Regions from separate parts of the Homo sapiens genome. Here region 1 is linked to region 2. A link is an interaction called in ENCODE POLR2A ChIA-PET data of the cell type or tissue named here. Cell type or tissue: MCF 10A. All regions are shown on one strand. Each heading gives the region's core, and the rest is flanking DNA. Links, peaks and the distances in the headings are about the cores only. Region 1 overlaps FOXP1 (forkhead box P1). Region 2 holds the start of FOXP1 (forkhead box P1).

Region 1 (15,840 bases), core at 3,221-11,220, 75 kb after region 2:
ATGTCAAGGGCTGAGCACTGCACTTGGCACAAAGTAAATGTTGACTAAATGGCAGCTATTATTGTTGTCGTCATCACCAGCAGTTCCGTCAACTCCTACCTGAGCCTTAGGCCAGTTTTGTTAAGATTAATTTAGTTTCCAAAAAAGATGTGCTAATTGGATTATTACATTTTCATGTGTTTACATCTATATATACATGCATGGCTTTGAAATCTACACATGAATATATTTATCCATTCAAGTTTCTCTTTTAAAAATCTGTAAGGATTATATTTTTAAGTCATTGAACCATGATGAGATTCTTTTTCAAAAAAAGGATTGCTATAAGTGATCATTATGTAGGCCATCAAAATGGAGAATAATGTAGACATGGAGCTAAAAGAAAACCAAAAAAAAGGAAGTCAGTGTTCATACAGGGCCACCAATTGAGTGCATATTTTTATGGCCTGGTTATTTAAAAATATTGGCACTTGCCTACATTGTTTAGGATTGGATGACACAGACAGAGATGTTTTGGGGTTGGGGTAATTTTTTTTTTTTTTTTATTAATTCTACAACTTGTAGACTTGTAATCAGGAGTGGCTTATCAGCAGCTTTTCAAAATCTGACATTCCACATGGAATGCCCCAATGGAGGAAATTTAGCACTCTGTGAATGCTTTTACAGTTGAATTCCACACATATGAATTATGACAAGTGAGGCTGACTACACTGTGGTTTGTTGTGTCTGGTCTGGTTCCTACTTTTAAAGTTGCAGTTGCGTTTGGTCATTTGAAGCTTATTTTCACAGTCTGGCCAAGCCAGCAGGGTCCCGGGGCTCTGCAGGGGACATAAACCACCAGCCTTTAAGCCAGAGTGCTCAGTAGATAAGCATTTCAAGACTTCATTGCATCATACAAAAGGACTTATGGGCTTATTTAACATACACTATTTGACTTAATTTAGATATTTAATGGAAAGAAAAGCCTTTTATTATCACCGAAGGAAAGAACTGCCAAACATTGTGAGGCTCAGTTGAAATATTATAACGGATATACAGAGTGCAAATATATTTCACTGCCTTACATAATGGGGTGTTTAATAATAGTTGTTTCTTTAAATTTAGCACACGTATCTCAGACATTTGCACTTTGTAAATTATAGGCCGTGGTTCAAGAAACTCAGTTTTAAAAAAATTGTTTTAATGAGGCATGTACTGATTTTTTAAAAATGACCTTCAGCTTTGATTTATGTTTATGAGCCCAGATTGGGGAGTTCATGCCAGGAATGAACACTTTCCGTCCTGACTTTTTACAAATGTAAATATGAGCAATGGCTGGGTCTGCTGACTCGATTGGACAGAGCTTAGTTGAACATTGCAGTTGGTAGGCATCAGCCCCCTCTGCAGGTCTGGTGGCTGGGAAGAGCAAGGAGCTCACTACAGCACTGGGAGGACACTACACATAAGTGTCTAGGGGGAAGCCTTTCCATTGTGCTGCACCTGTGTGCTTTCATTTTCTGAAGTACCTGGACTGGCTCAGATTGCCAAAGCCCAAGGCCCAAGATCAACTGATTTTTTTTTTTTAGAGACAGAGTCTCACTCTGTTGCCCAGGCTGGAGTGCAGTGGTGGGATCTCAGCTCACTACATCCTCTGCCTCCTGGGTTCAAGCGATTCTCCTGCCTCAGCCTCCCAAGTAGCTGGGATTACAGGCAAGTACCACCACACCTGGCTAATTTTTTGTATTTTTAGTTGAGACGGGGTTTCACTGTGTGGGCCAGGCTGGTCCTCAAGTGATACACCCGCCTTGGACTCCCAAAGTGCTGGGATTACAGGAATGAGCTACCGCACATGGCCTGACTCTTCTTATTTATTTATTTTTTGAGACAGAGTCTTGCTGTGTTGTCCGGGCTGGAGTGCAATGGCGCAATCTCGGCTCACTACAACCTCCGCCTCCGGGGTTCAAGCGATTCTCCTGCCTCAGCCTCCCTGGTAGCTGGGATTACAGGTGCCTGCCACCACACGCCTGGCTAATTTTTGTATTTTTAGTAGAGATGGGGTTTCACCATGTTGGCCAGGCTGGTCTCCAACTCCTGACCTCAGGTGATCTGCTCGCCTTGGCCTCCCAAAGTGCTGGGATTACAGGCGTGAGCCACCGTGCCTGGCCTGATTCCTTCTTTTTAGAGACAGAGTCTTGCTCTCTTGGCCATCCTGGAGTGCAGTGGCCTAATCATAGCTCATTGCAATCTGAAACTCCTGTGCTCAAGTGATCTTCTTGCCTCAACCTCCTGAGTAGCTAAGAATCAGGTGCATGTCACTGAGCCCGGCTAATTTTTAATTTTTTGTAGAGACAGAGGCTTCTTTATGTTGCCCAGGCTGGTCTTGAACTCCTAGCCTCAAGCAATTCTCCCATCTGAGCCTCCTAGAGCATAACTGATTCTTAATTTGGGGCCTAGCTTGTCCTTTCAGGAGGTGAGGAGCTGTTGTGGGTTGAATTATGTCCTCCCCCCATGATGTATACACTGAAGCCCTCACCCCCAGTACCTCACTCGGAATGTGACTGTATTTGGAGATAGGGACTTTAAAGAGATAATTAAATTAAAAATGAGATCATTAGGATGGGCCCAAATCCAGTGTGACTGGTATCCTAATAGGAAGAGGAGATTCTAACAAAAACCCACACGGGAAGACCGTGTGATGACACAGAGGGAAGATGGCCAAAAAGAGGGGCCTCAGGAGAAACCCACCCTGTGGATACCTTGATCTTCGACTTTCAGCTTCTAGAGTCATGAGCAAATATTAATGAATGCCTGTGGTTCAAGCCACCCAGTCTCTTGTACTGGGTTACAGCAGCCCTGGCTGACTAATAAGGGAGCATACAGTATCAGAATCTGCACAAGGGCATGCTTCATCTCTATTCTCTATTATAATACAATGCTTAAATATGAAAAAATGATGGCAAGAAAACCATTACAAGGAAGAAACCCATAATGACTGGCGAAATCCATACGGAGAGTGGAGCTGTATCAGAAAATGCCAAAGTAGTCATGATGGGTCAGGTTTATTGAGAAGTCCCAGTGGGCTGAATGCAGAGCTCAGTGTCTCACATACATTTTCCCCTTTTGTCCTCACCACAATCCTGTGAGCTATGAGCTGTTGCCCTCTTCATCTTGTAAGCAAGGAAACTGAGGCAAGGAAGTTAAGTGACATCCACGAGATTTCAGAGCCAGCCAGGGTCAGAGCTGGAATTCCAAGGCAGGTATCACTCTGCAGACCTAAGTTGTTTCTTTGACAGCCCTAAGCCCTTGGGAGGTTGGGGGCCAGAGAGGGGTGGTTGTAGGATCTATTACGATAATTGGTTAAAAGATATTGGGACACATTGCCTTAACGATGTTTTGGTTCCATCTGCAGAAAGAGGCTATAAAACGTATTGAGTAGAGTGAAGATGTCACTCGTAAAACAATGAGTATCACTCATATTACAGAGCCCTCAGGATCTGTGAGCCCTGATCCAAGCCCTGTACATACCTGCCTATTTCTAACTCACAGAGGCCTGAGCAGCTTCCCCAGAGCTTCTGGGAGTTCTGCACCCAGGCCGTCTGACTCCAGCACCTGGACCTCTAACCACTGGGTAGGCACTGCCTTCCCTCACGAGCCCAGCGCCTGCCTAGCATCTGCTTCTGTCACAGTGAGGGAAAGATGGTGGCTGCCATTTGAGCTTTTAAAACAGAAAAATACTTTGTCCCCCAAATTTCCTCCCTTTATTACAAACATGATTTATGATAAATGTAAAGAATCTAAAAACCAAATCAAAGCTAGAATAAACATTATCTGTAGTGCCACCCCCTAAAAAGAATTACTTCTAGTATTTTTGTCAGCTTTTCTAGTCCTTTTTCCCCCTATAGAAATATACTTAATGCAGCCATAAATATACTAATAAGTTTATAGGCAGCAGCACTCATTAGAAAAGAGCAAGAGCTTTGGAATAAGACTTGGGTTTAAATCCATTTACTAGTTGTGTGTATTTGGACAAGTTATTTTATTTCCCTGTGTCTCCATTTGCTGTCTGTAAAATGGGGATAATAACACTTCATTGGATTTTGCAGTAGCCTAGCATATGTAATGTGCTTATTCCTGTCAGCTGGCACACAGTAAGTACTCAAATAACTTTAAAAAGTAGCAGTTTTGGGCTGGGTATTGTGGCTCATGCCTGTAATCCCAGCACTTTGGGAGGCCAAGGTGGGTGGATCACGAGGTCAGGAGATCGAGACCATCCTGGCTAACATGGTGAAACCCCATCTCTACTAAAAATAGAAAAAATTAGCCGGGCATGGTGGCAGGTGCCTGTAGTCCCAGCTACTCTGGAGGCTGAGGCAGGAGAATGGCGTGAACCCGGGAGGCAAAGCTTGCAGTGAGCCGAGGTTGTGCCACTGCACTCCAGCCTCGGTGACAGAGCGAGACTCCATCTCAAAAAAAAAAAAAGCAGTTTTGCAACATATCATTCAATAGACATTTGGTAAGCAGGTATGATTTGGGGCTCACGTTTCCTTCTATGCCCTTGTTTGTTTTTACAATACTTTTTAATGGTTGCATAATATTTCATTATCATATGAATCAGAAATAGTTTTTAACTGACATTTATTTTTCTGTTTTCATATACTAGATAATGCTGTGATGTATTCCTTTGTGACCTTGTAGTTGAATTCTCCCCAGTGATTACTATTTTGTTAAAAGCATGCATTCCTGTTCACTCCTTACTCTTTGGAAGGGATTCTAAGTCTTGTTGAAGCATATCACCACCCAACTGGAAAGGCGGTGTCAGTTTACCCTGGCCCTGGCTGTGCATGAGAGTACCTGTTTCTATTTGTGAAACTTTAATGTAAAATTAGATCAATGGGCATGAAAGAAAACTGGGGCATAATTAAGTTCTGTGGTTCGCTGACCCAAATCTGGTACCATGAAGGACTGGCAGCAGCTCACACATTTGAGAGAGGAGAGAGCAGCCGGGGACACTGTTGTTCACTTAGTTGTGTGGTCCAAGCAAAGATGAGAACAGCAGCTCTCAGGTGTGGAGCCGTTGCTGGTTGACTAGGCATTGAGCACAGTGCTCTCCAATTGGATAATTTAATCTCAGCAATGCTTGGAGGTAGGGACTTTCATTAGCCCCATTTTATAGAAGCAGAAATGGAGGTTTAGAGAAACTGTAAAGTGTGCAGAATTACAAGGCTACTCTATGGCAACGTTGGGAGCTGAACCCAGGTGCCCTGATGTTCAGCTTCCTGCTCTTGTCTTAGGATATTAGTAATGGAGGTGGAAATCTGGATGCAAGAGCCAGCACTGAGCCTAAGTCAAGGGCAAACGTGGTAGCTGGCTGGTACTGAGGGGAAGGACCAGCTTCCCCCAGTTGTTCAGCTTCCTGCTCTTGTCCTAGGATATTAGAAATGGAGGTGGAAATCTGGATGCAAGAGCTAGCAGCGAGCCTAAGTCAAGGGCAGACGTAGTAGCTGCCTGGTACTGGGGGAAGGATACCGTGGAACCCCTTAGTTGGAAAAGTTATCAGCTAGTTGGAAAAGAAAACCTGGGGATTTGGCAAACACAGGGAGGTGAGGAGGGGGAGCCAGTGTAGGGAGCGTGTGCGGATTCGAATAGCAGATACGCCGCCGTGGAGACAGGAGATGTAAAACTACCACTTGCCCTGTTTCAAGGTTTACATGCATTATCCCACTTAATCTTCAAACCACTCCATGATGTAGGAAGTATCATTACCTCTGTTTTGCAGCTGATGAAACAGAGGCCCAGAAAACTTAAATAGGGTTGGACCACGAGTATCACAGCCAGGATCGGACCCCAGGCAGCCAACTCCCAACACTGCCGAAGCCAACTGCGAACTAAGGCTCAGTGGAGAATTTGCAACCTGGGATATATTTGTTGGAAGTGATTGCTCCCTCCTTTTGAACTTTGCAGCAATTATTGTCTGTAGAATTCATCTGGCAATTAATCATGTACTCCCGGTGACAAGGCTCTTATTGTTGTCTTGAAATGTTATTTAAATCGCACATTGTTATTTAACTTCTTGCCCAGAGAGGCAGACTGTGCCTGGGTATCCCCCACCTCACCCAGTGCATGTGGTACCACAGTGCAATAAATGTTTGATTTAATTTCATTTGAGAGGCTTCCGGGCGGAAGTGATAATCTCATCCTTTAGACTTTAGTGACAGGTGACATTCGTGGAGGGGAAGAAGTAGGAGAGGAAGGGGGACGATGCCCACAGTTGTGATTCAGAAGAAAATGGGAGAATTGAAGGGAGACCGAGAGAAGAATAGAAAGCATCCCTCTTCAGGGCTGGGCGCAGTGGCTCACGCCTGTAATCCCAGCATTTTGGGAGGCCGAGGCAGGCAAATCATGAGGTCAGGAGATCGAGACTATCCTGGCTAACACGGTGAAACCCTGTCTCTACTAAAAATACAAAAATTTAGCCGGGCGTGGCGGCAAGCGCCTGTAATCCCAGCTACTCTGGAGGCTGAGGCAGGAGAATCGCTTGAACCTGGGAGGGGAGGCGGAGATTGCAGTGAGCCTAGATTGCACCACTGCACTCCAGCCTGGGCGACGGAGTGAGACTCCATCTCAAAAAAAAAAAAAAAAAAAAAAAGCATCCCTCTTCTACAGTCCAATAGGAGGACTGAGTGCATGCCTCATATGCCGTCATAAACTCCCTCCTTGTCTCCTGTCTTGGGGGAGATGTCCTGTCTCATTTCCAAGCTGCACTACCAGGGGTGACTTGGGTCCTTGCTTTTCTGCTTCCCGGGTTTGCCTGACTTCACGCAAGAAGCCAAGGGTTTTAGACAGTGGGAGGCAACGTAGAGGTCTGAACAGAATTATAACTCTATGTTGCCAGGTTGTCTTTATTTTGGGAACCATTCCAAACGTTCCTACTTTTCCTGTTTGAGCTGTTGGAAAAATGGTACTCAGTAGTATTCACTGGTGGTTAAGGGACGAGGCTTGGGTTTCAGAAAGATGTGGCTCTGTCACTGACTGTGGTCTTGGGTAAAGGACTTCCCTTCACCAGCCTTGGTTCGTTCATCTGTAAGATAATAGCATTTACTCTTGCCACCGTTATAAGGCTTAATAAGAGGGTGGATGAAAATGCTATGGACAGAGTACCTCATGTGCAGTGCAGCACAGGCTTTGCACATGTTAGTTGGTGTTAGAACTGGAAGTACCCAGGAGAATATCCAAAAGTCCTACGACCGCATTGAACACCAGGGTGAAGGACCAGCGTGTTCCTTTCCTTTCTCATATTTGCAACAGAAATGTCACCACTTGGGCTCCGTGACACTTTTCTTGATGACATTGTCCTGATCATCAGCTCTTCCCTTGGCGCCTCGAGACATTTCCAAACCACATCATTCCACACACCCTGGAATGTGCACGTTTCCTTTGTCAGAAGGAACTGTGGCCATCAGACGTTGGACAGCTCTGAGCCGGGTTGTTTTCTTCTCATCTACTTACTGTTGTGCTGAAGTTTGGTTTTATTTTTTAATGTAAGAATTGTCTGGAAGTTATTCTTCAGTCATTTCATTAGTCATTTACTTTCTTGGTTTTGAAAATTGAGGAAAAATTACTTTGAGGCAGTGGGTCAGATGAGCGTGGCTGGCTGGGTAACCCATTTCCCGCTGAGTCACCTGTCTGCTCAGACAACTAAATGCTGAAGTATGCTTGATGACTAGTCACTGGCCAACGTCATATTAATCTGAAATTTCGTTTCTGCTCCTTTTAAGTTATGGTAGCTTTGGTTCCTTGGTGGGTTTTTTGAAAGTGCTCCAAGTATTGTATTGATTGGATGATGTAGCCTGGAATTCTCGGTTATCCCCCAAAGTGTTTTTTTCGATTTGAGGCATAAAATTATGACATAGTATTGTTCAAAAAGATGGGATTCAAATGCCTTCATTTTATAAGAAGGGAAACTCAGGTTCCGAGAAGCTCACTGACTTGCGAAACATCTCAAACAGTTGTTGGCAAAGCTGGGATGGCGTTGATCTTCCTGGGAATTTGTGATGTGTACTCACCCCCTGGGTCTTGCTGCACTTCTGCTAAAACTACCTGGAAATTATTTATTTTGGTCTTCTTCCTTGATAGAAGAGAATCTGAAAGTCAGGAATAGTGGCTGCCTCCAAATGCCCTTGGCTCCTTCTCCTGACCCCCTAATGAGCATGTCCCCAGAGCATGTTATAACCTTGGAAAACAAGGCTACTTAGTATGTTTGTACTCTGATGCCTGTATGTTCTGTACATGATCTGGCCTGAATGATGGATGAGGCTCCATACAGGCTTCCTGTGTCTTCTGCCATTCTCCCCTCCCTACAGTACCATACCTGACGAAATAATAACATCGAGTCACTGAGGAGGTTTACCATAGTGTGGTGCTACAACCTTAATTCGTGGTGTTTTTTTTTTTTTTTTTTTTCGAGACAGAGTCTCGTTCTGTTGCCCAGGCTGGAGTGCAATGGCACTATCTTGGCTCACTGCAACCTCCACCTCCTGGGTTCAAGTGATTCTCCTGTCTCAACCTCCCGGGTATCTGAGATTACAGGTGTGTGCCACCACATCCAGCTAATTTTTGTATTTTTAGTAGAGATGGGGTTTCATCATGTTGAAATTCTGTTTGCTTTTTAACTTAACTTGAGCATAAGCTTAGAAGATGATTTGGGGGCTGGGGGCTTTATTTATTTTAGCAAGTAATTTGGCCTGTATTTTTATTCCTTTAAGTAATTTGTAACTAACTACAAAGGCCTCTGGTAAGATGGCTTTTGTTTCTAGTTGGAACATGGAGACCAAGAGAACTCTCTAGAAAACAGATTTGGCTCCACTGCTATGGGACTTCACACTTACCTCCACAGAGGGGCTCTTCTGATGCCTCTATGTAAACAGCACTTTTAAATCCTACTTCAGGGACCATTGGTTTTCTCTCAAGAGATATGTTCCTTTTTTTTCTTCTCTTAACTCTTTTGTTATTTTACTCCTTTTCCAATAATGGAAGGCTTTTCAGTTTTACATTAGAGGCTACTACTTGTTTTTTTTTTTTTTTCTAATTGTAAAGCAGGCAAAAATCATCACAGAAAACAGATCTCAAAAGAATTGCACTTAGTGTTGTGACCTAGTTGGTTTCTTCATTCTTTGAAACATTATTTGATTTTTCCTCCCGTATTAGCTGTTATGTATGCCGGTTACATAACCTTAATTTTTCATGGAAAATATGGATGTCATCAATTAATAGGACTACCCCTGCTGTTGTTATGGCTGGCTTCTTCTAGAATGTTCCCACTGGGGAAACTGAGGCTTAGGTTTGATACTGCAGGATTTGCCATTGTAATGTTTTCCTTTTAGTAACATCATCATTATGAATATAATTCTTGTTCTCATCCAGTAGAGAGCCTTGGTTACCGGCAACCCAGTTCAAGCCTTTGAATAGATACATAGGGATCACCTCTCTAGTGTGAAGATGAAAATAATATAATTTGTTTACCACCTTGAGTTGTTTACCACAGGCTGTGAAAAATATGTTTTGAATTTAAAAGTGTGAAAAACAAGTGTGCTAGCTATCAAAAAAGCTCTCCCCTCAAAGTAAACATGTTTATAGAGCAAGACTCAAAACAAAATACTTGATAAGCCTAGCCAATCAAAAGAAAGTAAACATGTTTACCACAAAAGCCTTATAAAGAACCCAGATGGCAGCCAGCTCTCTGTTCACTTGACCGTCCTTCCAGGGAGCTGCAGAGGCTCCCCTGGGCCTTGGGGACCGGGCCGCCACTTGCCCTGCTAGCAGGGGGCCTGCCTTGTGCTAGCTGTGCTCAGTTAGCTAGACCCAGTTTGCCAGTGGGAACGGAAGGTTTGTGTTTTCTGCCATTTAATTGAATCATGAGTGGAAGGTATTTGTGAAAATGATTCTGGAGTTCCCATGATTCTTAAAGAGCAACTTGTTATAGATAGGGTGCCAAGTGGGCTTCTGGGGGACTCTTCCTGGCTCCCCAAAAGAGCCTTCCTGATGAGCGTCACGCCTCCCAACCTTCTGTGTTCCAGGCGCTGTCGTGCCACCATCCAGGATATAACCTGCAAATCCCAGACCCTGCCTTGCTGATCTCACTCTGCGAAAGAAACCAAAGAGCTTGAACAGGAAGTCAGTAGAAAAGACAAGGCCATCTTGAGGGATACCAGGGTTTTCAGGGCACTGGGTACCACAATATGAGTCTTAGATGATGTAAAAGACACCGAGTTCAGAAACGTGAAGGTGGATTGTGTGCACTGGGAGGAGCAATGGATTCAAGGTGGTTAGTGGCATTAAATTATTTTGACTATAGTCACCTTGCTGTACTATCAACTACCAGGTCTTATTCATTCTTTCTATTTTTTTGTACCCATGCAATGAACATTTTCTTCGAAAGGTCATGTTGTTGTTCAAAAGTGTTTTCACCTTTTGGGCTGGGCACGGTGGCTCACGCCTATAATCCCAGCAATTTGGAGGCCAAGGTGGGTGGATCATGAGGTCAGGAGATTGAGACCATCCTGGCCAACATGGTGAAACCCTCTTTCTACTAAAAATACAAAAATTAGGTGGGTGTGGTGGTGCGTGCCTGTAATCCCAGCTACTCGGGACGCTGAGGCAGGAGAATCGCTTGAACCAGGGAGTCGGAGGTGGTGGTGAGCCGAGATGGCACCACTGCACTCCAGCCTGGCAACACAGCGAGACTCCGTCTCAAAAAAAAAAAAAAAAAAAAGAAAAGCATTTCAGAGTTTGGATTTTTTTGATTAGTGATGCTCACTCTGTAGTAAAATACCTGAGAAAGGTGTTGAAGAGCATTTTTGCCATTTATTTATTTATTTAGAGACGGAGTCTCACTCTGTCACCCAGGCTGCAGAGACTTGATCTGGGCTCACTACAACCTCTGCCTCCCGGATTCAAGCAATTCTCCCACCTCAGCCTCCCGAATAGCTGGGATTACAGGCACCCGCCACCCCACCTGGCTAATTTTTATATTTTTGGTAGAGACAGGGTTTCACCATGTTGGCCAGGCTGGTCTTGAATTCCTGACCTCAGATAATCTGCCCATCTCAGCCTCCCAAAGTGCTGAAATTAACGATGTGAGCCACTGTGCCTAGCCATCCTTGACATTTAGAAGTAACTGCCAGTTGGCTGGGCAGGAAGCGGTGGTTCCCTTACATGTGACTATGAATAGAAAGGTTTCCATGGATCTTGGAATCACGGTGGAGGAAGGTGATGGTACTTTCCTTGAGGGTAGGTGACAGGTGAGGTGGGCTGTTGGCAGAGGAACGACTTGGCTGTAACAGGAATTGAAGAGAGACCAACTCTTTCTTTTTTAGTTGCTTGAAGTTGAAAGATGTAGAATGAGTGGCTTCTGGAAAAGGAGAGAGGGGACATCTTTAAGGGTAAAAGGCAAGTCTCTCCATTCATCCAGATGATGGTAGTGGAAGATGGTGGAGAGAGGTGAGCACTAAGGCCCAGGGGAAGGAGGAGTGGAGTTTCTTCAGCACAGAAGGGAGATTCTGGAGTGTTCTGAAGCCAGCAGGATGATGGTCTATCTCATCCCCAAAGAGGGGAAGTGATCAGTTAGGTCAGTTGTTCTCTAGAGCAGGGTTTGGACATAGATGGGGGAATGGAGCAGACAGATGCCACAGGAAAAATCTCACTAGCCTGCGAGTTTCACATGGAATATTCAGGAGATTGTTAGTGAAAAAGAGAGCAATAAACAAACAAACCGAAAAGGTTTCAGGTTGAGCCTCAGAGCTAGAAAAGTAATTACGTAATTCCCCATGTGTTCTAATTAGTCTAGTGGGTTTACTTAAAAATTTGTTTTTGAGCATAGATACCAATAAGTCCTCTGGTGAGTTGAAAGAAACCTTACTAGTGGAAGATTAATAAAAGGAATAGTGATTGGTTAGTTTTAGGGAACTTCACTGAAACAAAGTTAGTTAAATGGGCTTGCCCAAACCATGGAGGTTGGTGTAGTGACCCATTTGGTTAAATCTGGTGACCGTTTTTTACCAGAACTTTATTAGAACTTAGCGCTAAAGACAGATGCTTATTTAGGGCACGTTTGAGTTATTATTATTATTATTTTAAAAACAGAAGTATTATTTGTTCTTCTTTTCCTAGCCTATGAATTGAGGTGGATTGGCATCTTATTTATGAGCTGACAAACACATACCTTTTTTTGCAGCTGATGTGCTTTTTTGAACTGGGTTCAGCATTGTCAAAAAGTTATTCACAGGAGTTGGTGATGGAGCCCGCTCCACCCACTTCTGTTCCCTTTCTATTTTGGTGCCATTTGCAACAAAGGAAACTAAGTTTGTAAATTAGAGAAGGATTGAAGCTCTCACAAATGCACTTCTTATCAGGTTGTGTAACAGATTAGACAGAGCAGGCTCACTCTTGCTGTGGCACGTGGGACCCGAGGAAACATCCATGCAAACTCCATGAGGTGGCCTTGGCCAGGGGACTCCCAAGTTTTCTGGCCAATCTGATTTAGTTGCATTTAAAAACGAACAATTATGAAGATGTATATATCTGCATGTCTGTATGTTTATATGCACATATGTATACTTGTGCGTGTTTATATGTGTGTGTATATACATACGTATATTATGTGTGTGTATAAAATTGCCATTTAGCATTCTCAAACCAAGGGAGATCCAGTGGGCAACACATTGAATTTGACTTTTGCATAAGGGTCCCTGATGGAAATAGATGGCTTTTAGTTCTCCTAGGCCTTAAGTGGACTAGGGGAGGCAGAGGAGGGCTGAAAGAACCCAGAGAGAGGAGTTGTGTGGAGAGAGCTGCCTGGCAGGGTTGCCACTGGTCAAAGAGGGACTCAGAACTAGAGAAATGAATACCCCATCTTCTGTGGCGTCCTGAGATGAGAGCTCCCATTGGTTGGACAGAGAGCGGCCCTCTAGGACACAGAGCTGGGTGGGGGATAGTGAGTGGAGCCTCTGGAGAAGCAGATGGAAACCATCCAATGCATTTTGTTCTGGAAACAGCTATGCAAGGTAACTGCCATAACTCAACCAGGTAACCCATGGGAGAGGTCAAGGTGGGAAATGAACTCCTTCCTAGATCTTCAGGGTGGGGATAGAGCCTCTAGCTTTAGAGCACTGGTTCTCAAAGGATGGTGCCCGGATCAGTAGCATCAGTATCACCTGGGAACTTGCTAGAAATTCTCAGGCCCCGTCTTGGACCTATGGAATGCAAAACTGCAGGAGAGGCCCAGCAATCTGTGTTTTACAAACCCCCCTGGAGATCCTGGTGCTTGGTCAAGATGTCTGTGAGTTGCTGGAGGCTCAGCATATGATGTCAGTTTGCTGAGAGGGCCTTTGTTGGCATGCTCAGAAATGCCCGTGATGAGCATGTTGTCTGTTATCAATCCACTGCTTGAAATTCTGCAGTTCCTCAATCCTCTTTTTTTAGGATAGACATTCTTCAATAGAAATGGAATACTTGATTACATTTAGGCCATGGAGGCCAATACCCAGTGCAGTTCATTCCTTTAATTTTTAAGCTCTTCTCTCAGCTGTGCAGGCAAGTTCCAGGGCAGACTTTTGGAGGTTGAAAAATAGATGCAAATGCTGTCTGTGCTGTTGTTGTTTTCCTGGTGCCTGGCAGTGTTTGGTAAACAACTTGATTGCTAGGTCCCGGCCTCAGGGAACCACAGCTGCTCTTTCTAGCTCCCTGCAGACTTTTGTACTGAGCAGGGATTGCTTCAGGGAAAAATAAACAGGGGAGAACAAAACAAGAAAACATCACTTGTTGTTTTGTTTCTGCCTCTACCTGTTTTTCTGGAGCTGTTTTGCAACCACAGGCCCTGGGATTTGGGTTCCTTTGCTTTACAGAAACAAGGCAGGCCCCGGTGGCATTCCACGCTTCTCTCTCCATGGCTAGACTGTGGCATTTGGAGTAGCCACAGGACTTGGAAAGCGTTGGAAAGGACTTAGTAGCCACTGCCAGAACGCATGCATTTTTAAATATGTAAATTGAAAAGGGAGAAAGCTTCATTCTTTCTAATGACCCCCAAGATGGTAATCTGGCTTTTCAAATCTCTAGGAAAACAGATTGAATATGGCACAATTAATGTTTCAGCACTTCTCGGCTTTTCTCTAAAATATTTCAATGGGCTTTTAATTTATTGCAGCTCTTGATTAGCAGGGTTGAGGCAGGGTTACTGCTGACCTCCTGGGCCAAGGTACTTCTGGGGCTGTAGTGAAGTGGAAAAGAACAAAGGTTTGATAGTGTTCTCAGCTGGAGCCTCCCAGGGATGAGCCCCTGGGGGTTCACTGAATAATTCCTTCCCCTAAAGTAGTCAGAGAGCAATGCAGTGTTCTTCAGATCTTTATCAGAGTTACCTGGGGTATCTGTTGGGTAGAACAGCAGATTCCTGGAACTTGTTTAAGAATCTCTGGACTATGGAGGGTGGGAACTTGGGCTTCAAGCTGGTGCCTCCCTGCACACTCACATTTGCAGTCCATGGCCTTGGTGATTGATATTGCTACAGTGTAAATACCGTGAGCTGGGGTAGAAAGCAAGTGGGGGTACTGCTACATTTTAAAAAAATGTTTGAGACTTGCACATTGTTTGTTAGTGCATTTACTTTTCACTTACTCTACTTCACAAGTTGGCTGTTCCCTACCTTCTTAAATCAAAAAACTTTCTCCTGGAAATTGTTTCTTTTTGGTCTGAAGTAAGTCTTTTAGAATGTCCTTATAGAGAGGTGATAAACTTCTGTTTGTTTGAAAAAGCTTCTATTTCACCCTCAGCTTTAAGAGATAGTTTTTCTAGTTATACAATTCTACGTAGGCGGGTGGGGGTTTCTGTCATTTTTTTCTTTTCTTTTTTGTTTTTGCCTCTGTACTGTGGAAAGGATAATTTATTTGGGTATCTATCTTCTGGTATTTTTAAAAATTTCAGTTGCTGTATTTTTTTATGTCTAGAGTTCAGAACAGTTAAGTATTTTAGTTAGCTATGGGGTTCCATGAAGATGGAATTCAGTCCTGTGACTGTTGAATTCTTAACAACACACACACACACACACACACACTTCCACACACCACAGTGGTGATTCACCCTTTATTTTTAGATATGCCTGGTTACTTTAAAATATTAGAAGTCAAATAAGACAGCACTAATGACCATACACATAGAGCATTGTTTTTTTTTGTCTTTTTGTTGTTGTTGTTTGTTTCTTTTGTTTTTTTAGACAGAGTCTTGCTCTGTCGCCAGGCTGGAGTGCATTGGCGCAATCTCAGCTCACTGCAACTTCCGACTCCCTGGATCAAGCGATTCTTCTGCCTCAGCCTCCCTAGTAGCTGGCGTCACCATACCCAGCTAATTTTTGTATTTTTAGTAGAGAGGGATTTTCACCATGTTGGCCAGTGTGGTCTTGATCTCCTGACCTCGTGATCCGCCCGCCTCGGCCTCCCAAAGTGCTGGGATTACAGGCGTGAGCCACTGTGGCCGGCCACATAGAGTATTGTTTAACCGATTTATGTCTTAGCTAGAAAGCTGCTACTCACTCCAGTCCGAATGAAAACGAAACTCCCACAGGAAACCTCCACCAGCCCTCTCCTCATGGCTGATCTTTGCTGTTGACTTGCCTACTCCTCACCCCCAAGCCTTCGAGTATGATATTCTGACCTGTGAAATGCGTTTTCCACCCAATCTTCCAATTCCTCCCAAAACCTCAAGATAATGAATTCTTCTAGAAAGCTCTTATCTGCCCAGACACCTACTGTGCTTTTCTGTGTCACCCGTACTGCTTCTCTGTGCTTCTGAATCACTCTGGAATCATAAAACTGGAGA
Region 2 (15,379 bases), core at 1-8,000:
CTAGTCCGGAGCGGAGGAATCTATTGTTATTTATTGTGTGGCGGTTGCACGCTGTACTCGCGGCGGCCCGGCCCTCGCCCGGGAGTGCGTGTGTGCGCGCGTGTGTGCGCGAGTGAGTGTGTGCGCGGGGTGCGCGCGCGGGCGGGAGTGGGCGCGCGCGGGGAAAGGCCCGAAAACACCTTAGTTTGCACCGAGAGACCATTTGCAGCGGGTGAGTTTGTATTTTTCCATTTCTGCTCCACTTTTTCCCAAGCCGCCTCCTGTCTTGTTTCCGCCACTTTAAACAACAACAACAACCAGCACAAAAAAAAAAAAAGAAAGAAAGAAAAAGAGAAAAAAAATGGAAAAAAAAAAACAACTACTTTCCACCTCCAGGCTCCACGTGCATCTCCCCCAGCCCTCCCCTCTCTTCCTCTCCCCCCCGGGTCGAGGCCCAGCTCTGGGATGGGTGGGGGCTGCGGGCCGGCGCGCGGGTGGAGGGAGCTCCGGCGGCGCCCGCACCCTTTGGGTTTATTTGCATAAGTCAAATGGGGGCGGGGGCGGTGGCGACTGTGAGGAGGCGAGATCGCCTGCCCGTAGGCCCCTTCACGCCTCTCTCTGCGCTCTCCACGATCGCCTAGGGGAGAGAAATCAATAAGCCCAGGCCGCCTGGCGCAACTTTCGATGTCCGGCGTTGGCGTCCGGTGGCCGCCCGGGCGCGGGGCCGGTGCGGGGTCCCGGGTCCTGGCCGCGGCGGGAGGGGGCGCGCGCCGGGCGCCTCCTAGGCCCAAAGTTTAGACTTGGAGCAAACTTTTCCCCTTCTTTCCCCGCGGGTGTGTGCCCCCTCGGTGCCCTTGAGCTGCCCCGCGGGCCCCAGCAAACTGACTGTGGTGCCTGGCCCTGGGCCCCGCACTGGGGAACTTCCCCGCTGCCACGCGCGCGTTACCCCGAGAGTCAGCGGCGAGGAAGCTCTCCCGCCACCCCCTCGGAGCCCGGAAAATTCAAACACGCACCTGCGCACCCCCAGCCAGACACGCACCCCTACGCGCGCTCGGCCTCCGCTTTCCCGAGACGAGTCCGCAACAGCCGTGGCCAGATCCACGGGTGGGTGCGGGAGCCGGATGCGCTGCGAGGAGTCGCCGCGCCCGGATCTCTCTCCCACCATCACACACATTTTCTGATTTTACCCCCCTCTGAAGCTTGGGGGACGGGGAGATTTCCCAAGCTCCGATTTGTCCTGCGTCGCGCGCGTGTCGCCTCGTCCCTCCGGCCCTGTCCTGGCGGCCGATGGCTCTCCGTCCCTCGCTTGCGCGCAGCCTTCCTCCCGAGCTCCCTGCGCTCTATTCCTGTCCCGCCGAGACGACTCCCTGGAGCCAGCGAGCCGAGGCGGCGTGCGCTTCGAGTGGGGACCACGGCGGTGGCGGCGGCGCCGGGAGCCGAGGAGTTTGCCAGTTGCCGCGGGGTCGCGGTCATTTGCTGCCTCCGCCTTCCCTCGCCCCCGCCTCCCGCCTCCCTCCTTTTCAGACAACGTCGCGCTCGGAAACTTAGATTCCTTCTTCTTTTTGGCCCTCGACGAGCCCCCCTCCCCACCTGTTGTGAGCTCCGCCTTGGTCCCGGGAGACTGGCAGTGACACACACGGGCTCTGGGGAGCTCCGCTCCCGGAAACAAAGTCGCATGCCCCCCTCCCATGTGTTTGCTTCGAAATCGCTGCCTGCAGCCCCCCATTCCCGCGCAGCTCCCGCCCCCTGTGAGAATAAGGACTAAATAAACAGTTGTAACTCCAAACCTTGCGCCCGTGATCGTATCCCCATCCCACCCCCTTCTCCCTATTCCTCCCCCCTCCTTTTTGTTGTTGCAACTTTGTGAGATCCTGGGGAAGGTGCTGAGACTTTGGCTCGGGCCGATTTCCCGGTCTCTGGATCCTTGCAGGGATTCCCTGAGCCGCATCCTCTCTTCCCTCCACGCGCACTCGCGGGTCCTCGGAGCCCGCTGCCCTCTCTGTCCTGGCCCCTCGGCCTACTCACCCGTCCCGTCCCCTTCAGTTCCCCCCAGCCTGCACGGGGAAGACTTGCTGAGGGTCGCCCCGGTTTCTTGTCGACTGCAGAACCCGAAAGTTTGTAAGAGGAAGAGAGCGCGCGGCGAGCGAGCGAGCGGGCCGGGGGCAGCGGCAGCGGCGCCGGGGACCATGGTGCTGCCGGCGCCTCCTCCGCGGGCGTGAAGGCGGCGCTCCTACTCCCTCCCCGGACTCCGCGGGTAAGTCGAGGCGGCCGCGGGCGCGGGGTCCAGGGACACCGGAGAGCCCCAGGCGGCACTAGGGGTTCTCCGTCCCCAAAGAGCCAGCCGGGGTGGCGCGAGCCTAGCGATAAGGCACCGGGAGCGAGGAATGTGCCCATCCTCAGGCCGGTAGGTGCTTCGAAATACTGGACTTCCTCCCCTCCACCCTTTTCCCCTCTTTCTTTCCTAAATCTGAAAATCTGGAGATCAAAGTTTAGCGTGGAGTGTAAAGTGCTCCGATAAAATATGGTGACATCCTCGCCCCCCTTCTCACCCCACTCCCCTCTTATAACTATTAATTATTTCCAAGTCATTGTATCCAAATACCCTTGCTGGGCTGATTACAAAGTGTATTGATTTAGTCTGGGCTCATCCTATGCTTTCGTCTTAATTCATTTTCTTTTTGCTCTACCAGAAGACCCAAAATGAAACTTATTTCTTCCTCTTCCCTACCTCCCCACCCCACAAGCCCTCATCTGTGAGGCTTGGGCAGAATAATGAAATTAATATAAACATTTCATTTGGTTGCATTTGACCTTATGCAGTCCACTTCTGAGGGGCTGGAATTGCGCTCATGTCTGCTCACAGGTATTTTCCAAGTTAGCATTTTCTTTTTTGTCACTGCTCTTTAAACAGGAATGCCGGAGGAGCATTCTGGATTCCCTTTGAAAGGCATCTGTACATTCAAACCGTCTACACTTCACCATTGGTTGTACGTAGACTTAAGGGTTTAGGGCTTGGACAATAGCTGAGTTGAGAAGACCTCAAGGATATTTAAAGGAATTTTTCTGCTACTGAAAATATATTGAAGAATCGCTGCAAAATTTTTCCATTCCATCCCCTTTCCCCCACCCCCGTTTTCCACAGCAAGAATCAATTTGGAGGGAGATGTGTAAACTAGAATTTTTAAAGAAATAGTAAGACTTCAGGTGTTTTCTACCCAGGGATAGCCTACATAATTGAGAAAGAGGAGTTCCTGCTATTTTTCTGTTCCAGAGAGAAATGTATCAAATCTTTTTTAGAATTCCACTGGAGTTTTGATTCTCAAAGTGGAAATACCCATCCCTTTGGGTCCAGGAAAAGAAAACTCAGCTCACAGTTTCAGAAATTTGGACTGTTTTTTTCCCCCCTCTGTCTTTCTATTTGAAACGTCTCACAATTAAAGAGCAAGAAAAATATAAAAAAGGAACTCAACTAGTTACCATTCAAAAGGTGTCAGCTAAAATCTCACTGCAAAGGGAAAAAAAAAGGTTTAACATCTTGCCACTGGCTGCATCCCCCACCCCCCTTAGACTTTGGATTAGTCATTGTATGAGAGAGAGGGAGAAAAAAAAAATCACTTTTTTTTTTTTTTTGGAAAAGTAAAGTAAACAGCCTCCAACTGCTGAACCTTGACAACCCAAATTAAGGAAGCAGGAGAGATCAAACAGAACTGCTGCTGGGTGGTTGTCAGGAGCTGCTACACGGAGAACCCTGGACTATTCGATCAAGCAGCAAGGCTATATGTTCACTTATGCAGAAATGGACCATTGCAGATGCTAATCTTTGTTGTGCAAGCGAAGGCTCACTTGGAAGGAAATACTCAGCCCCTCTCTGGGCAGCATTTGAGTTCCTTATGGATGCCGAGTCGCGAAACAAGTTATTTTTTTTAATGTATCCTTCTTTATGAGGAGAATGCTACCCAAAAATGTATTAAAGGAATATTAAGTCGTCCAGAGACTGTCTTGCTACCAAGAACTGTGCAATGGAATTCTTTTTACCAACATTAGACTCCTACACTAGAGTTAGATAACGTTTTCTCACATTGAGTTTAGAAGATCTGCCTTGTCAGGGAAGCCAAGGTTTTGTATGTGAGAGTTTAAATCTGATGTGAAGCTCAAAAAAAAAAAAAAAAAGAAAAAAGAAAAAAAAGAAAAAAAAAATCTCTGGTGATGAAGTTTTGTGTCAGCCCACTCTTGGAATTTAAAAAGGCGAGAGAGAGCAGTCTCCAGATTAGACAACCTCTTTTTTTAGATTGACATTCAACATGACCACGTTGCTACTTTTATTCAAGTTCTCTGTAACTTGTCCTTGCTTGTTGTCTAGGAAAATTTAACTACTTTACATTTTTAAAGGGAGTAGTAACAGTAATTACTGTAGCATTTTGTTTTCACAGGTTTATCAAAGTATAATGAAAGAAACATCAACTATTCAAATTAACTGTCTCAGATAAGGGGTTTATATTGCTGGAGATGTCTAAGATTTTGTGTTTATATTTAAATCGTGGAGTATAAACTGTGTAACACTTTTTTTTTTCTGGGATAAACTATCCCCAAATTAAATGTTATTTTAAATTAAGTAGAACAAAGTAGGAAACAGGATAAGTAAACACATACAGAAGAATAAAAATAATTGTCATTTAAGGATTATATTTTTAATTAACAAGTGTCGGTCACATAGTAAGCAGTTTATATATTTTTTGTAAGCCAGAGTTTCATAACCATGGTGCACAACATGTTTCAAAGTCTGTAGTTTTTACTAGATATACCTTTATTGTATAATTAAGCAATGTGGGTTAAACATACACATGGATGCTATTAGGCAATTTTCTGCAATATGTAATGTTTTGAAAACGCTATAAATATTTTCTAGTTAAACCATTTATACTTATAATAGCAAAAGTTAACTGAGTTAATATTGAGCCTAGGCATGGTTTTCTGTTACTGAGTTTTTCTTTGCCTTTTTAAAGACTATACCCCTGGCCTTGTAAATTTGCATCTTAGGCTCTGTTGAAGGGTATGTCTGTTTTCAGCAGTTGTTTAAATTAACAGAAGAATTGTGATATTTTTCAAATATATTTATATTGCAGGGGGTCCAGTGCCAAAATTAAGAAAGAGAAGGAATATAGCAGATGTGACAACTTCTTTTGAACCCAGCTTCCTCTTTGCAGCCAATCTTATTGTGCATATTTATTTGATTTTCATGTTTTACTTATGACTCAAACTCAGTTTTGAAACACTATCTTGTAAGATTCCACATCTCAAAAAGTATGTATATTTAGACAAGGTTAGGTGTTACAGTACCTATCACATTTCAGTGGGAATGCCAAGAATATTTACAGGGTATAGCAAGAATTTTGTCCTTTAAAAATAATTTTAGGTATACGTTAATAAAACCGAAGTAGATTGCAGGCTGTCAGAACATAGTATAAATTTTGTTTATGATTCTGTTACTTTAAGGTACTTACATTAAAGAAACTCATTTAACCCGTGACTGAAGAGCATTAAGTGGGGAGGGAAACCCTCTGAAGAGCTCCTACTGCCCTTTGCTCTCCCGATAATCTTAAATTACTACAATTTAATTGCAACTTCAAGGCATTCAGCATGAGCTGTTTCTTCTCCACGACCGAGAAAGGGTTTCCAGAGCATGGCTAGATTTACACAGGTGGTATTTTTGTTTTTAATTTTTTTTTTCTTTTTGCTAAGGGCTTTTCCTTTCTTCCTTATCCTGTCAGATGTCACACTTCTTTTATAGATTTCAGTCATAGTAAATGCCATTTTTGCTATACCAGCAATATTGGCCTTCTTTTTTTCTTTTTAAATGTGTTTTTTTGAATCTAGAGTATATAAACCTCTCAAGCAGGTAGGGGTTTGTTTTCTAAAGAAAATAACCTCAAGAAAGGCATCTGCTGAATAGACAGGTGAACTTTATACCTGAGCCAATGTATACTTTTACTATTTGCAGGGGATTTTTTTTTTTTAAGTTGATGGTAGTTAGTCCCACCAGGTGATCAAACATTGAGTTTGTGAGACAAGCCAGCAAGCCAAGTAGGTTTGCACTTGGGCCCATGCATTTTTTTAATGATCTTTCTTGTCATTTGTTACTCTACTCTGCAGGCCACTTTGCTATACATATGCTATCCAAGGAACCATCTTAAACTGATTTTTCAACATATTTCTCTTCTCCGGTACTTGGATGAATTAAGGATAAAGGCTCCAAAAGCTGGAATGCCAGCAGGCCTTGAGATGAGGCAAGTTCCTGAAACGGGCAAACCTGGCGAAATTTGGGGTATCTTCTGCATGATAGTTTTTTTCCTTTTTTTTTTTTCCTGGGACGTTTGTAGTTTATTTCAATGAGCATGTGACCATGTGCTTAATGGAAATTAAGCAGATTTGGCTTGTGTCGCTAACCTAAAAATAAATGTTGTAAGGAATATTTGATTTCTAGAAGTGTTTTGGTTTTGCATCCCATAGATAATGTTCTTACAGTTAGGGCTACGAGGCTGGTATTCTGCAAAGAGGAAGTACAATGGGGGAAAGTGCATGGCAGTCAGGAAAGACAATTAGACAGTGTTCTTTGTTTCTTTAATAAATTATTCTTATTAATTACAGTCAGTTTGTGCTAAGGCATTTTTCAATCCTTGTTTAGAAGTCAGCTGCCATTCACAAGAAGGTTGTGCCAGAAGCTGTGTTCTTCGCACGCACTGTTGTTTTACCCAGTCGTGAAATCTATTGACCAGATTGGCTTGTGGATGTCTCTGCAAGGCTTGTTTTTCTTTTTGCAATGCCCTGATGCCAGTCTTTAATACATGCCCTGCCTTGTACACAACAGGTGTTTGTTCGGTAGTTATTTTATGGGACTTAGAGTGAGAAAAAAATGTTTCCTATCTAGCCAGCCGCTGTGAGAACGAGTGCCTGAAAGGGAGAACCTACCTAGTACCTGAACAGGTGTAAATGGGTGTTTCCTCATGACCCTCCCCAAGCTGTTTTATTTCAAAAGGAGGGGAGGGGGGCTCAGTTTAGTGCCATGAAATTTACAATTCAGTTGTAATAATTTAAGGTTATTGGTAGAGTGCAAAGGGCAGTGGGAGCTTTCTAGTGGTTTGGCCTTGATGCTTAAAGCTGCTCAGTTGTAGGGTTAAATTAGTTCCTTCAGTCTGAGTACTTAAAGTAACTAAATCGTAAACAAAATTTATATTCGATTCTGACAACTAATAATCTATTTAAATTATATTAAAGTATCTGGGCAAAAATTTAATTAAAGACAGAAGTACTGTCAAGCCCTGTAAATATCTTGACAGGTCTACTCAAATGGAACTGATATCACGAAATATTTACATATGTCTGCTGTGTTCGGGAACATCTCAGCAGTGCCTGTGCAAAGCTAATTGCACTTTCCTTCCAAATTGTATTTTTAATAAAATAGTTTTTTTTTTAAAAAGGAATATGAATACATACACAGTTGTGTTCCAGTGTTCTGTTTACTATTTACTTCTCTATACTCAGAATCATGTTGTGATGAGTGTATTTCCTCAAACTGCTGCTAATTCAGATAAATAGCTGAAATGGGATCATTGAATAGAAAGCCCATGTCATTCTGTTTGATTTCAACAGTTTGAAGATATCAGAGGCTAGCATGTTATAGGACAATTTACTGAGGGAAAAATGGATCTGAATGTGGGATTATTGGGCCTTGTTTATGTTCAATAGAATAGATTTGCTTAGGACAAACATTTTCTCTGAGTTTTATGTTTGGACATATATTTATTTATTACTTGTAAGTCAGGTGGACATCCACATTTTACCAGATGCTCTGATTTTAGCTAATTTTGTGATTCACTTTGTTTACTAGGACACTGAAGAATATTTCTAGCATCAAACTGAATTTCCGAGGTGTCCTTTCTCCCTCCCAGCTGTGCAATTGAGTCATAATGTGACTTTCTCTGCTCCAGGTTCCCTGCTTTTGAATTAGGGGTAATATTTTAACATATGTTCTTTGAGCTTAGGGATCCAATGATACAGGGCTTTGTTATTACTCACATTTTTAAAAGATATTCTTGGTGCTCTCAGGACAGTGACCGCAGCTTTTGTTGGGGGAGGGTGTGATGTGAGTTTTGCTTGAGTTTCTTTTGCCCTGGTGCCTACCTCCTGATGACCAGTGGCACTGGTGGCTTCCCCTCCTGGGGGTGAGCACAGAGATGGAAGTGAATGCTCATGTCTGAAGTGAAGGGAGGTTGCAGTTGGTCCTAATTCAGCCTGGTTCAAAGTGAGGTCCTCGCTCACCTACCTCTGTATCTGTGTGTGTGTGTGTGTATGTGTGTGTGTGTAGGTTATTAAAATACAGATCCTTGAGTCAGAATTTTTGCTGATTGACATGGTAACGTACATTTATAACAAACTTCCCTTGATAATTCTGATGCATGCTAGAGACCTGTGAATCAAGTGATTTATTCTTTCAGATGTGTGGAACTGAAATCTCTATCTTCACTTGGATTTTACTGATGATTTCTTTGATTTTACCTTGAGGCCCATCCTGTGTTGTTTTTAATGTATTTGGATTTTTATTACGAATGAAAAACGGTGGTTTTTAACCAAGCACGAGTATTGGAATCACAGCAGAGCTGTTGTTCCCAACACAGACACAGTTGCACGACTCCTGGATGTGCCGTATCTGGGGTGGGGCCAGCATCTGTGTTTTTAAATCGCATCCCACATGGTCCTGATGCCCACCAAAGTGGGAAAACTGGACCTGTCAATTATCAGAGTTGGAGGAAAGCCTGCAACCCTTCTTAAGAGTTTAATTGAATTGGTTGGCCATTGTGAAACCTAAGAGAAGAAAACGGAGCTCCTTTTTCAGGAGGGCACAAAAAGAAACCTTGGAGACTTAGAGAAACAGAGGCAGAACAAGAGCCTCACAGTTCAATAACGTGATAGGAACAACCTGGAACATCGGTGGTTTTCACCAAATGTCAATATCAGATAATTTCCTTTTGAATTTTGTCTTGCCTGCATCCATGTTTCCCAATGGGTGTTGTCATGCTGTAGCTACCAATTAGTGTCAGATGACTCTCTAGAATTTTTTTTTCTGAGTATTCCATCTTAATTTTAAAATTGTAACTGTTTGCTCTTTGGATTAACCCTGCTGGCAGAAGTATTTTGATTTTCCCAAGCATCTTGGGAAATTCTCTATCGTATGTGATGGGGCATGCACGAATATTGATGGAAATAGCCTAGCCAACGATGCCACACAAATAAAGAAACCAGAATCCTAAGAAGAAGGCATCCTACAAGATTATGAAATAAAGGAAGATAAAATGTTAAGGAGGCTTATTTAAATATTCAGGGCTTCAACTAAAGATCTAACCACTAAGATCAAAAGAGTTATTTAAATAAAAGTTGTTGAGACATTTTTTCATCTGTATTAATAATGTGGCTTTTGAAGTTACCCGGTAATAATGTGTCCATAATGCCCACACCTAATTTTTAATTTCCATTTTGGCTTTAGGTGTGGCTTTATTTTAATAGCTGCCAAAAAGTTGGCAATTGTTTTTACGTTTAGAACTTCACAGTTTGCTTTTCTGTAGGTTTAGGTAGCATTGGGGATATTCGTCTAATAAAAACTTTTAAAATTTCTGTTCTGACCCTGAGGCACTTAAAAAAAACTCTTATGGGCCAAATTTTAAAAGTAGAGTGTCTCTACTACTGCATAAAGAATTTCTATAAAAGATGAAACATGGAGCTGATTGAAAGAATAGACGGCGCAATGGTAGAGGACACATAGTTACCACTGTCACTGGTAATCTACAGCTTGATGCGAAGTCATTCCGCCTTGTTTGTTGAAATGTTAATCATTTCATTAAGAAAGGTTAAGTAATTAACTGATATTTCATTAGGGAATCAATGACAGACCTTTTTTTAGTGATGTATGGTAGATATTTTCTAATAGAAAGTTTGCCCCATTTAATTATTTGGAAAGAAGCTAGTTGATTGAGCCTTGGGAAGGAGGGGTGGGGCATCTTCAGATAACATCTATGTCCATAAGCAACTTTAAATAATTTTGGAGAAAATGGTCTATTAGAATAGAAAATCGTTCAGTCCCCAGTTTTCTTTTATGGGCTCCATCAGGCATGTTGTTGCAGACCTGCTGTTGTTTTGCATGCCTTCTCTGGGTTTAAGAAGGGTTCAGCTGCTTAAATGTGTTCATCTTATTTTCTAAATAATGGCTTTTGTTGCAGTGTGATGCATGTTGACAGTAAACGCGCAGCCGTAACTTTGGTAAGCTTACAACAAATTCTTATACTTGTAGAAGCAAGTTATCCTCCTTGCTGCTGACTGGGGGTGCTTCTCCCTTTTGTCTGGCTATCCTTATGGCAACTGCAGCAAAAGGTTTAAGTATTCTGGGATGAGGATGGGGTGGGGGTGGGGACGGAGGGACTCTCCACCTGGCGAAAGTTCACCTTTTCTGATACCTTTTTGTCCTGAAATCACACACAAAGTATGCTTCTTGCATATTTTTCCTTGTGTGTGTATTTATGTCAACTCAAAAAGATACTTAGAGAGAAATCTCATTTCTGTGTTTGCTTTTGTTTTGCTTAAGAAGCAGGACAGTCACATTTACTAAATACAGAGTATCTCTTTGTTAGAAGTGACTTTCCTGCAGCAGACTCCTGAGGTTAAAAATTCTTTAAATATAAGGTAATCCTAAGAACTTTTGAAAATGAATAGATTTTATATTGGATTGCTGGGTTTTTCAGTATTTGTAACCAGTGTCCGAATTACTGAATAGAGTGTGATGCCTTGGTCTCAAGCATTTTGTTCTGTGAGTTGAGAACAACTCAACTTACCTTTTTAAGAAAAGAAATCAGGCTGATATTTACAAAGCTATTTATTTTAAAACTGTATGCTTATATGTTTCCATTTTCATTGTGAAATATGTAAGGCACAAAAAAGGAACAAAGAGTAAATCAGTGAGCACCCATGTACCTGTAGCCCGGCTTAAGAGAGAAGACGCTGCTGGTTCAGGTAGGAGAGGCTCCTGGAATATCCCATCCTCATCTTACCTCTGTCCTTCTTTCCTAGAGGTTACTTTACCACTGTTCGCAGCTGGGTGGTTTTCATCTTGTGTAGTTCTTCATATTTTTAATATGTATGCATGTACAGGATTCCTCAAAATACAGGATTTTGTTTTGCACGTTCAAGGTTTGTTCTGATAGCATCCTACTATATATGTTTTTTAGTAACTTGCTTTTTTAAAAAATAAACAACAGTAAAATTCATCCATGTGGATACATGTAGCTATAGCTTATTGATTTTTCCATGTGAACCTTTTGAAATACTGGATATTAATTCAAGACAAGTTCTTTAAATTTGAGCCTAAAACCCAGTAGCACTCTGTACATTGAAAATTTCAGATTCATAAGAAACCATCAGTCCTGACTGGAACTTCATAATTTGTTCATTTGTCTGTGTTTTGGGGGAAAAAACTTTAAAACCTCAACCATTTATCAGGGAATTTGATTAAAAAAAATAATCTATCAAGTGGCTGATCTCTTACATTAAGGGAAAAAACAGGCAAAGCATTCATTTGAAGGAGCCTAGCCATTTTCTCTTTCTTATTTAAAGACTTGGCTTGGAACTTAGCAGTTACATATGCAGGGTAGCGAGTTAAAAAGCCATGTTTAATTAACAGGCGCTTTATACTTCTGTATCCTTGTTATGATATAGCACCTTGTTCTTCAGTGTAGAAAGTGATTTCTGCATATTTTAAAGGACTGGCATCTTTATGGTAAGAAAGCCATATAAATAAAGATATACTTAGATGAAAATCGGAACATGTTTTTAAAATAGTGTGTGTCTACTTTCATCTCTGTTATCAAACTTGCTGCATAAGCCAGAGTTGATGCTCTGTGATTATGCTAATGACCAAAAGAATCGATGATGCGAGACTAGATGAAATCAGTGGTATAATCGGGGAAAGTTATCAGTTTTTTTGTCATTAAGTATTAGTGATAAATAATACACTGTTCATTTCGAGTGGATAGAACATATTTAATTCTGATGTACAGAGTTTCATTTTAGTCAGGCTCATTGCTGAGTAAAATGATCATCTTTTGTAATTTAAGAGGAAAGAGAAAAGGCATTTTTGTCAGCCTGGCTAACTGACTTGGGCCATCTAGAAATGTTTACCTTGACCAGCCAGGGAAGATTGGAAAAACTTAATTTTTTTTCCTCCTAGACAACTTGCTTATTTGTACTGACATTTTATTAAGAATATCAGATACTCAGTAAATAGCATAAATGACTAGAGATGTTAAACAAAATGAGTATAAAGGTAGATAGTGTTTCCCTGAAGAATGGGGAAAATGATAACAAAGGGGCAATGTTTGGATAATGCTCTTTTTAAATGACTAGTCTGCATTAACCAGGGGCTATTAAAGTCGGTATCACCCATTAGACAGCAGTTTTAATTTTTTTTAATTGAGTTTTTCATATCAAATAAGATCATACTTAGTAATGGTTTACTTAAAGAGAAGTAATACTTGTAACTTAGAATCTTTTCCTGGGTTACTAAAACCTTAAGGGAAAACACTGATTCTACCTTCCTTGTCAACAAAGCGTTTCTAACACAATTCTCTGTAACAGACATTTCTCTGTGGATAGAGTTTAGCACTTGTTTTACTACTGTATGACAGTACCTGGTGACAAGAGAGAAAATAAAAGAATAATTAGCAATGTTCTGTAGGACATGAAAAGTGATTGAAGTCTACGAGAGAAGGAAATCAGATCGATGTTATTTTAAAAAAATGCATCACAAAAATGATTCTCTTCAAAGCAAAGCCTCCTACCCAGGCTGGGGCCAGCTGTGCTCTGCCATTTCCCTGCCACAGCCCTGTCCGTCCACGTTGGCTCTTACCAGCAGTACCATCTGCTGCTCCAGCAGTGGCCTTCTCTATGGTAAGGCAGGCCAATTGGGTCAAATCTTGTGATATGGCAGATGTCCACTGAGAGCTAAGATTGGGCCAGGCTCATTTTTATGTGTGTCCAAAGCCAAGATTTCAACTTGGTGAAAGGCTGTGGAATTTATTTCCCCAAGTGTTGCCCAAACTCTGTTCTTTTCTTCAACTGCCTCCTTGGGCTGAGATGATTGCTTAATGCTCTTAATTATGCTGGATCCCTCTGTATTTTCGAACACCTGTGGGTAATTCAGATCATGAGTGGTCACAGAGGCTGGCTCGACAAACGGCTTCCCTTTCCGAATGGGAAAATCCCAGGGAGCTGGACCATGCACCGTGTGTCAGGGAGCTGAGTGGAGGCTGAAAGAGGATGGAACACTTCCCTTGAACTTGAACTGGCATTGTGTTGTGTCCAAGTATCCTTCACCCTTGGATTGGGGAGAGTCTTACAATGAATAACTCAGAAAAAAGTTTTCAAAATAATCCTAGATTGTAAGATATCTACGACCATTATCCATAGCCATATCTTTAAAAAAAAAAAAAGAAAAGTAGAAAACAAGAAACAAAGTGTTTCTTTACCCAGGCCAAGTGAGCACTAAAGCTTCCTGTCATAATGAGGAGGCAGTGGGGGCCACTTTGCTTTTGAGACTTGGAGTCCCAGTATTACTGGGAGTGCCCTGACCCCTCAGGTAGGGACTTGTCAGAGCTCCAGAAGACCTAAGGTACAGTCAGAGCTGAGCCACGCCTTTGTCCATGAAGAGAATGGGGTTGAAAGTGGAGACTGAGGCCGAGGCGGGTGGATCACGAGGTCAGGAGATCCAGACCATCCTATCCTGGCTAATACAGTGAAACCCTGTCTTTAAAAAATTAGCCGGGCGTGGTGGCTGGCGCCTGTAGTCCCAGCTACTCGGGAGGCTGAGGCAGGAGAATGGCCTGAACCCAGGAGGCAGAGCTTGCAGTGAGCTGAGATCGCGCCACTGGACTCCAGCCTGGGCGACAGAGCGAGACTCCGTCTCAAAAAAAAAAAAAAAGAAAGTGGAGACTGATTTTCACTGAGTCACATAGCCATTAGGATCGTAATGATATCCATAACTGTATTTACATACACTTGTGAATGTAGATACCTACGTTGGCACATATGTGTCTTTCTCTCTCTCTATGTGTATGTGTGTATATGTATATATATGAATATACTACTCATATTTAAAAATATAAAATATATAGATGATGTTCCTTATACTGTTTTGTTACATGCTGTTCTTTCACTCTGTAGCAGAGTATTTTCCAGTATAATACAACTGTCTTCTATATGATTCTTAATAAGTACTTGCTCTTCCATTGTATGCATTTATATTTGGTTTTCCTTCTTTCTTTGAGGGCAGCACTATAAGGACCAAATGGTCTCTGCATTTGTAATTTACATTACATGAGATGGGAATAAGGCCGTAATGGGCCTGTGGAGTTGCAAGTGTTTTCTGTGGATATGTGTGCTGTACGTCTGCATGCACTTGTGTACACATGTGCATATTTGGTAAACGGAACTGCTCTTTCATAAGTAGTTCAGACTCTCAGCTCCTTGAGGTAGAAAATGTATCCTGTCCCTTCATACCCCTATTCTGCCCATTAGTGACATCTGTGTCTTGCTTTTTCTTGAGCTCTGACAGTCATACTTAACACATTTTGGTTTGCAGCTTGGAGCATGTATTAGGGATGAAGTGAAAAAAATGCTGTTCTCTGCATTAAATAAAAATTTTTGAGAATCTAGGACAACCAGGTCTCATAGAGTGTAAATAGCCCATGAAACAAGTTGTCTGTAAAAATGTGGTATAAAAATCCAAGTCTTATGAGGCATTTGAAAATTCAGAGAACAGGCTGGGCACAGTGGCTCACGCCTGTAATCCTAGCACTTTGGCAGGCCAAGGCGGGTGGATCACCTGAGGTCAGGAGTTCAAGATCAGCCTGGCCAACATGGTGAAAACTCGTCTCTACTAAAAATACAAAAATTAGCCGGGCGTGGTGGCTCATGCCTGTAATCCCAGCTACTTGGGAGGCTGAGGCAGGAGAATTGCTTGAACCGGGGAGGCAGAGGTTGCAGTGAGCTGAGATCACGCCACTTCACTCCAGCCTGGGTGACAGAGTGAGACTGTCTCAGAAAAAAAAAAAGAAAAAAAATTCAGGGAACAAACAAAAAGCAGAAGACCAGCTGTATAATCTGCTGGCCCATTGAAAAATTAAAATTTGGGGTCCCTATTTAAAAAGTAGTAAGTATTTCAAGAAGGTGATGGCAGAGCATTAAACCAAGGGTGGGGCTCTTCTGAGCTTGGGGCTTTTCTGTATGTGGGGCCCTGTGGGACTGCACAGGTCACATGTCCATGAAACCAGCTCTGCCTGAGATTCAGAAACTGTCTTGAAGG

The links. ChIA-PET counts read pairs that join two places held together with the same protein. Peaks named below come from ENCODE experiments on the same cell type or tissue, not always from the same donor. Only the 100,000 strongest peaks of a DNase experiment are listed, where the experiment ranks them.
Region 1: POLR2A ChIA-PET joins it to region 2 with 17 read pairs; 15 of 35 experiments call an interaction of 5 or more read pairs at or near these places.

Annotation. Positions count from the first base shown.
Region 1 is chr3:71,496,201-71,512,040 of GRCh38, reverse strand. All of the region lies in intron 2 of FOXP1 (forkhead box P1), which reads left to right. Among named protein-coding and RNA genes, the nearest start is that of MIR1284, 38 kb to the left of the region's middle. RefSeq lists a silencer at 1,189-1,483 and enhancers at 7,226-8,425, 13,654-14,592. In MCF 10A, for the core only: no CTCF peak of the experiment used is centred there; DNase peaks (open chromatin) are centred at 7,670, 7,990 and 8,310.
Region 2 is chr3:71,568,403-71,583,781 of GRCh38, reverse strand. FOXP1 (forkhead box P1) reads left to right here and starts at 54. Exons shown (of 21, transcript NM_001349338.3): 1 at 54-211; 2 at 2,085-2,233. RefSeq lists a silencer at 1-181. In MCF 10A, for the core only: no CTCF peak of the experiment used is centred there; DNase peaks (open chromatin) are centred at 91, 541, 1,591, 3,691 and 1 weaker place.